Regions from separate parts of the Homo sapiens genome. Here region 2 is linked to region 1. A link is a contact called in ENCODE Hi-C or POLR2A ChIA-PET data. All regions are on one chromosome and are shown on one strand. Each heading gives the region's core, a stretch centred on a gene start or an enhancer-like site at or near the end of the contact. The rest is flanking DNA. Distances are from core to core; before and after follow the strand shown. Region 1 has its middle 160 kb from the start of TNFSF18. Region 2 has its middle 120 kb from the start of TNFSF18.

Region 1 (3,611 bases), core at 730-3,229:
TGTGATTAATATGCATTCTACACCTATATCAAAATATCTCATATACTGCATAAATATATACACCTACTATATACCCACAAAAATTAAAAAAAGAAAAATAAAGATTTCAGGAGAGATTTCAGGTGGGTGATATCAAGGTCCAATGTATGGTCATTGGACTATATGGCTTAAGTGGAATATACATAAAGCTCACTGTAGTCTCTGTCCTATTTATCTCTCTATGTATCGGTCAATCAATTAATCAATCATCTTATCTAGCTATAACACTACTGGTCCCTAAGCATCTATACATGTATAATAGCTGACCATGCTTAAGGTGAGTTGCAGTGAAGTAACCGTCTTGTGAATGTTGTTACTAATAAGCTGATGCTATTGTAATTTTTGCATACATCTTGAAAAATGATCTGATTGGTTCTAGTGCTTCAATATACTAAACTATTTGTATATAGTATTTGTGTTGAGGCACATGTTGGTTTTTCCCTCTCCTGACAGTTATGAAAAAATTATTTTGACTACATTAGTGGTCAATATTCCTAGTTCTGATTATAAATATGTTACTACAATTTCTTCTACTCTTGTATCACCTCTGTTAATAAAATAAAAAAAATTGTATCTCAAATTACATATAATTTAATCCTGGAGTAAGGAATAATACTGTTTTATCTAAGAAGGTATTAAGGGCAGGCTGACAGGTGGAAGAAATTGGGTGTAAACTTTCAACATTCAGATATTTATGGCCTAAAATTCCATCATTATCACTTCATGCCTTTCAATTAAGCTCTAGTTAGTCTCTCTCCAGGTTTCTTTTAAAAGGCAATTATACACATCAAAAGAATAACCAATAAAATCCTGTCATGTTAGTGTAAATTAATTTATCACATCACTCTCCTATATGGTCCCTACAAGATGAGAAGACGAAGCAAGCATGGGAAACTTGGAAATTTGTGGGAATGGAGCACTGGCTGAAATGGAGAATAGAGTATAAAAACATGAAAAGCGAGTGTTGTAATACCTTCATCTTTTCAGCTATATTCAAAAGCCTTTAAAGGAAAGGGATCATATATTCTTACATGACTCATATAACAATTCTTGTCCTCTTAAAAATAAAGCATATATTTACAGGTGAATAGCTAAAGATTTCAGAGATTTTATTGCATATATATCCCAAGATCCCACAACACTTGTTACAAGATCTATTCCTTCAAACCAATGACTTCAGAAATCTTTTTAAACACATTACTGTGTTTCATGATTTAGAGGGCTGTATGCATAACTATGGATACAATAGAATTCCCATGGTGATTATGACAAGCCCCAAGGCAAGTGGTTTTCATCATATTTGTTGTCCCAATGTCACATTTGTCATCATTTTTGTTTGTCATGTCCCAGTGATATAAAGGAATTCATCCCTGCCAAGCCCAAGTTCAAAAGGTGAAGAAATAGACTCCACTCCTTGGTGGGAGGAGCAGTAAAGCTGCACTACAAAAAGGAGATGCTACAGGGATGAGAAGAATGCTTCGCCATTTTTGCAAATTAATCCACATACATTTTATAGACATAAATATAAGTGTGGAAGGATACATAGCAAACTGATAATATTGTCCACTTCAGGGAAAGGATCAGCAAGGGAGACAATATTTTATTCACTTGTATTTGTTTGACTTACACCAAACATACATTACCTTCATAAATTTTATTAAGCAGAGAGTTTTAGTAAATATAAAAGTTATAATAATTATATTTCTATCACCAAAAGTTTAATTTCATGGACACCTTAATTCATTAACACTCAAAAGAATAGAAAATAGAAAGAAAACACCCAAATAGAGCAAGTTTGTCAATATCATAGTACTATTGTTAAAGGAAACCAAAGGAAGAAATGACTTTACTGAATGATCCACAGAATTGTTTTGCAGTTTCACAGCTCACAGATTGTTTTTCACCGGACGCATCTAAGCTTCTAGTGTCGAGTTTCACTTTCAAATGTCAAAGCAACACCTCAGGAAATACACATGGCTCAGCCTGTTGCCTTTGCTTATAAAAAATCGACTCCCTTTTCAGTTAGTACTGATGGATGAAAGGACATTCTCTGATCTTTTCACCAGTAACCAGTCATATAAATCCTCCGATGAGCTCTAATTTAGTAATCTGAAATGTACAGTACTATTCACAAGTTTTTCATGACTCAGAATTTGCAAAGAATTTGATCAGGTTTCCTTTTCTAGTTTTGGTGGTATTGAGTCTGGGGAATTAATATCATAATGATCTATAAAAATGTTTCAGCTGGCTTTCGCGCTCTCTCGCGCTCTCTCTCTTTTTCTCTCTCTTTCGGTTAATATCTTTGCATCTGTGTTTCCACCAAAGAAATTTGGAACACATATCATATGACAGTGTTGTTGACACACCCCATATCTGCTCTTCAGCTTGTGTGGACACTTCTTTTTTCACTAGAGTGCTTTATTATGACTTACCTTGCTACTGTCCTGCAGGTGAACAACCCACAGACTGTGGTACCAAAATGTTTTGCGCTGAAGCTTGTAAGACAGTCACCCCTTGCATTGTTCATTCAGGCTTGATAGGATTCTCTGCAGGAAATCATCTTGAAGAGCTTGTCTTTGAAGAATACCTCTCACCACACAATTGCCCATATCTCAGGCCCTTTTTGTTCAACAGCCAAGTCATCATGTATTAATACTGTTTATACTGCCCTAAAACACAGGGACATCCAAAGGCATGCTACACCAGATAAGAGAATGAAAACCCCCTTCTACCAGTCAATCATCAGCTCTAAGGTCTTATTTCTATATTTCACTGAGTCATTTTGGAAATCATGCATGTGAAAGTCTTTTGATCTTGTATCAGCATTGGGGAAAATGAACAACTTTCTCGTATTGATTTTACAGCTAAAATTTCTCCATCCAACTGAATTGCTCAAATTGGTTAAAATCATAAATTGGCTGAAAACCAATACAAGCGAATAAAACATTGTGTCCCTTGCTGATCCTTTCCCTGAAGTGGACAGTATTATCCGTTTGCTATGTATTCTTCCACCCCTTTCTTTACAAACCAAAACAAATTGGTTAAAATCACAAATTGGCAGAAAATAACAACTTTCCAGTTACTGATTTTTTAAACATAAAGGTAATTTATGTATATCATAAGATCATAAGACTGTTTTATAATTTTTATGTTTTGATTCATTTTACATCTTTTCTTCAGAAAGTATTTGTTTAATGGTCATTTGGTTGCAGTTCTTTGTAAATGTTAATTTATATTTTAGTATTTTTATTTATTTTTGGAAACTATTTCTCACATTATTTGTGTAGCCTAGGTAGTTAGTTTACTGCAGGAAAAGAGTTTTATTGTTATCTGGCCACAAAGGTGATCTCGACGTATCAAATCTTATCAGAAAGTCTCGTCTTAATCTTTACTGAAATCTGGATGTTTCTGTTTACTTGGAATGCTAGGAGGTCCTTTTGAATGTTAGTCAGCTTTACTCTCCTTGTTCTCTAGACTTTTAAAGATATTTTCACAGGAGTCTACTAAAGACACCTTCCCCCCACTCAGCCCCAACCCCACCTCATGCACAGCCTCCTCTCTGGGATTCTGCC
Region 2 (3,611 bases), core at 385-2,884, 39 kb before region 1:
TTCCTGTTGAATGCCATCCAAGAGAAATAGACTCTGGCAGTATAGGGGCAGCAACTTTATGAAGAATTCCTTTGGTTATATGAAGAAAACAATAGAATTGCCATATTGTCAAGCAATTCTACTCTTAGTATATACTCAAGAGAAATGAAATCATATATTCACTAAAAATGTGCACACACTCATAGCAGCATTACCCAGAATAGCCAAAAAGTAGAAACAACTCAAGTGTCCATCAGCTGGTTAATGGATAAATAAAAATGTGGTATATCTATACAATGGAATATAACTTACTCTCAGAAAAGGAATGAAGTACTAACACAGGTTGCAACATGAATGATCCTTGAGAACATTATGCTAAGTGAAAGCAACCAGTCACAAAAGCACACATATTTATACAGCATTTCCATGATACTATTTATACAGCATTTTCGTAATAGGCAAATCATGGAGACAGGAAGTAAATTAGTGGTTGCTAGAGGTTGGAGGGGAGAATAGGAAATGGATTATTCAAGCATAGATTTCTTTTGAGAGTGATGAAAATATTCTGGAATTAGATAGTGATATCTGCAGTTATGTGAATATACTGAAAACTGTTGAACTGTACATTTTAAAATAGTGATTTTTATGGTATGTGAATCTCATTTAAAAAATCAAGAGCAGTGTAAATTATCCATTCTTTCCATGATAGAGCAGGACAAATGATGAATGTATATGTTGGCCAGTGGCATAAGTGCAATTTGAAGCTTCATAGCATGGTAATTTGTGGCTTACAGAATGCTCACATTCTTCAGTACCTTAAAATTGTTGATCCTAATGTGCTCCTCTTCTCTTTTCTTCTCATCCCCACTTTTATCCTCTACCATACATACAAGTCATTTCTAGTGTAAATTTTAGCTGTACATTTCCATGTTGCAGACATTACAATTTTCAACATGTTCAATGACTAGGCCCAGAAGAGGATGTCATCCAAGGCAATGTTTTCCAAAGTGGATCAAAATTACTGAGGAAGGGAGTCTTTTAAAAAATCAGCTTCCAGGACTATGCATAGAAGCAAGGAATTTACCTTGATCACGAGCATCGCAGGAGATGGATGCATAGGCACATCCACGTTTGGGAATCTGCTTCTAGAAATTGAGCAAGACTTAATGCGGGTTCTTTGCCTGTTCACTCAGTGATGACAATTATGGTTAAATAAACTTTCCTAGGCCTCTGAACTTATCATTGACTCTGTCTCCTTTGTAACTCTGCTCTCCTCTTCCCAGATGACTGGCCATCTGGATGCTGTAGTGTCAGGGGAAGTACACAAAGCAGCCTTCCCCATTCCGTGTGAGAAGACTGACATTCTCTGCACTTAAAGGCAAAGATGCTTGCATCAAATTTACCGAATAAGGCACAGACTCACTTCAGGACCCTGTGTCCCATTGTTCCTTCTATATTTGGAAGACTAAACTAAGAGAGTTCTGATAATGGACCAAGGGATACACCATCTATGACGTTATTATTAACACAAATGGGTTAAATAAGAGGAAAAATAATTTATCATCTGTGTCCCTCGCAGGCAAACAGGAAATCCTTCTGATAGTTATCTGGCCAGCATGACTCAGCATGGCTGTGACTCATCTTCCATTCCCTGGTGTATTTCTAATGTGTACCCATAGTGTGAGTCCATGGAGGCTGCCAGGTTTTTGTAATCCCTCTTCTACCCCTACCCTCAACCTCCCAGGCAGCCTGAGATCTGACAAAGAGAAGTTAAAAAACGCAAATATTCCAAATCAGTGACTGGAAAAAGTGATATCACAAGCGAAACAAGAATCCAGTCCATAGGCCAAGACTGCTATCTCTCTCTCTTTTTTTTTTTTTTTTTTGAGATAGAGTCTCGCTCTGTTGCCCAGGCTGGAATGCAGTGGCGCGATATTGGCTGACTGCAAGCTCCGCCTCCCGGGTTCACGCCATTCTCCTGAGTAGAGTAGCTGGGACTACAGGCGACCGCCACCACACCCAGCTAATTTTTTTGTATTTTTTTTAGTAGAGACGGGGTTTCACCGTGTTGGCCTGGATGGTCTCGAGCTCCTGACCTAGCTACCTGCCTGCCTCAGCCTCCCAAAGTGCTGGGATTACAGGGGTGAGCCACCACGCCCGGCCCAAGTCTGCTATCTCTATTCCAACAAGGTAAGAACCAATCTCCAAAACAGGCCTCTAAATGAAACTGATTTTTTCTTCTTAAGCAACCTACATCAAGACCAAAACCTAATTAATGACTTCTTAAATTCTATTTTTTTAATATATAAATCCCCCCAAACATTTAAAAATACCTTACTTTCTAGAGCCACTATCTAGGAGCCACTTCTGCTCTGGCTGTCCAGTTTCACCTGAGTTTCTCTTCCTGGCTGTGTTTTTCTGTTCTTAGGCTGGTGATGAATACCAACAGTAACCCTGAGAAGTTCACCTTTGTCCCTTCCACTCAGCCCACTGTGTGCCATACTGGGAACTGAAGAACTAGCCTCAGGGTAAAGAAAGCTAGTGATTGCAATCAAAATGAAGCAGAACATCACATAAGATTTGATTCCATGGGATTATCCCAGAACCCCACGTTCCTAGACCTGATACCATCTTCAAGCAGAAGGTGGAATTGACTTTCCCTATATTCCAACTTTTCAGCTGTAATTCCTCCTTTTGGCATGTGCCCCATTTAAGATGCCTTTGATGTTCAAGTTAACTTGGTTTTATATTTAGTAAGCATTGTACAAGTATAGCAAGCAGGAGTGTACTTTGATCATGACTGCCCATTTCTCACTGTCACTCCATTTCTGTAGATCAGTGATTTTCAAAGCATAGTTCTCAGACCTGTGACAACATCAGCACCTTGGAATATGTAGAAATGCAGATTCTTAGGCCCCACCTCACAAAACTCTGGGATGGAGTCTAGCAATCTGTGTTTTAATAAGTTTTTCAGGTCATTCTAATACATGCTAAAGCTTGAGAGCCCCTGCTCTGGTATCCATGAGATAGCAGTTTATGCCTTCTATTGTGAAGCTCAAAGCCAACCAGATAGTACAGAACCTCTAGGAGAAAGGCAGAGGATCTGAAGCTGATGTTGGGGCAAAACACAGAAGCCACCTTTAGGCTAAACAACTGTAGCAATATTGGCAGCATAAGCAGCAGAGGGCAGAAGGGGCTATGACCATTGAGTCTCCTTTTGCTGGGTTTCCCACTAACCTCTTTTGTCTCCTCTGTGTCCCTGGATTTTCTTTCAGTTGATCAGCACTTGGGAGTATACACATTCCTATTTGAACATTACTCCTTCCACAGACAGTGAGTGGCTCTCTTTCTCATCTTCCAAAATATGAACGTGTACACAGAGTTCGTAATTTTATTACATGGGAGCCAAATAAACAGAGCACAGTTCACGGAAAGAACAAAGAGTTTAGCTTGAGTCCTAGACACTTTTAAATGATCAAAATATATTTATTTATTCTATGAGTTCAGTATGATGGTAGACCTTGTTAACAATTGGCTAACGTGTTCATGAGGGTATTTTGGTTTATTTTATTTTCATGTGTTGGTGTTCAGCAATAGTCTACTATCACATCTCCTAGGTTTCACTTTCCTCC

Evidence for each region. A loop is a pair of places that touch in the nucleus more often than their neighbours do. ChIA-PET counts read pairs that join two places held with the same protein, here RNA polymerase II (POLR2A). Pooled maps may share reads with other maps.
Region 2: a loop to region 1 is called in a map of PC-9, with 6 times the contacts of the local background. The contact joins two enhancer-like sites. A Hi-C loop is called at or near these places in 7 of 168 maps with a recorded cell type or tissue (PC-3, PC-9, Right ventricle myocardium inferior and 4 more) and 8 of 50 pooled maps. POLR2A ChIA-PET finds 5 or more read pairs at or near these places in 11 of 52 experiments (AG04449, AG04450, BJ and 8 more).

Annotation. Positions count from the first base shown.
Region 1 is chr1:172,893,724-172,897,334 of GRCh38, reverse strand. No RefSeq gene overlaps it. Among named protein-coding and RNA genes, the nearest start is that of TNFSF18, 160 kb to the left of the region's middle. Within about 2 kb of position 1,979, at least 7 of the 41 ENCODE cell types and tissues checked have a DNase peak (open chromatin) inside an H3K27ac peak, as active enhancers do; they include endothelial cell of umbilical vein, where a contact is called at or near this core.
Region 2 is chr1:172,932,059-172,935,669 of GRCh38, reverse strand. No RefSeq gene overlaps it. Among named protein-coding and RNA genes, the nearest start is that of TNFSF18, 120 kb to the left of the region's middle. Within about 2 kb of position 1,634, at least 23 of the 41 ENCODE cell types and tissues checked have a DNase peak (open chromatin) inside an H3K27ac peak, as active enhancers do; they include endothelial cell of umbilical vein, where a contact is called at or near this core.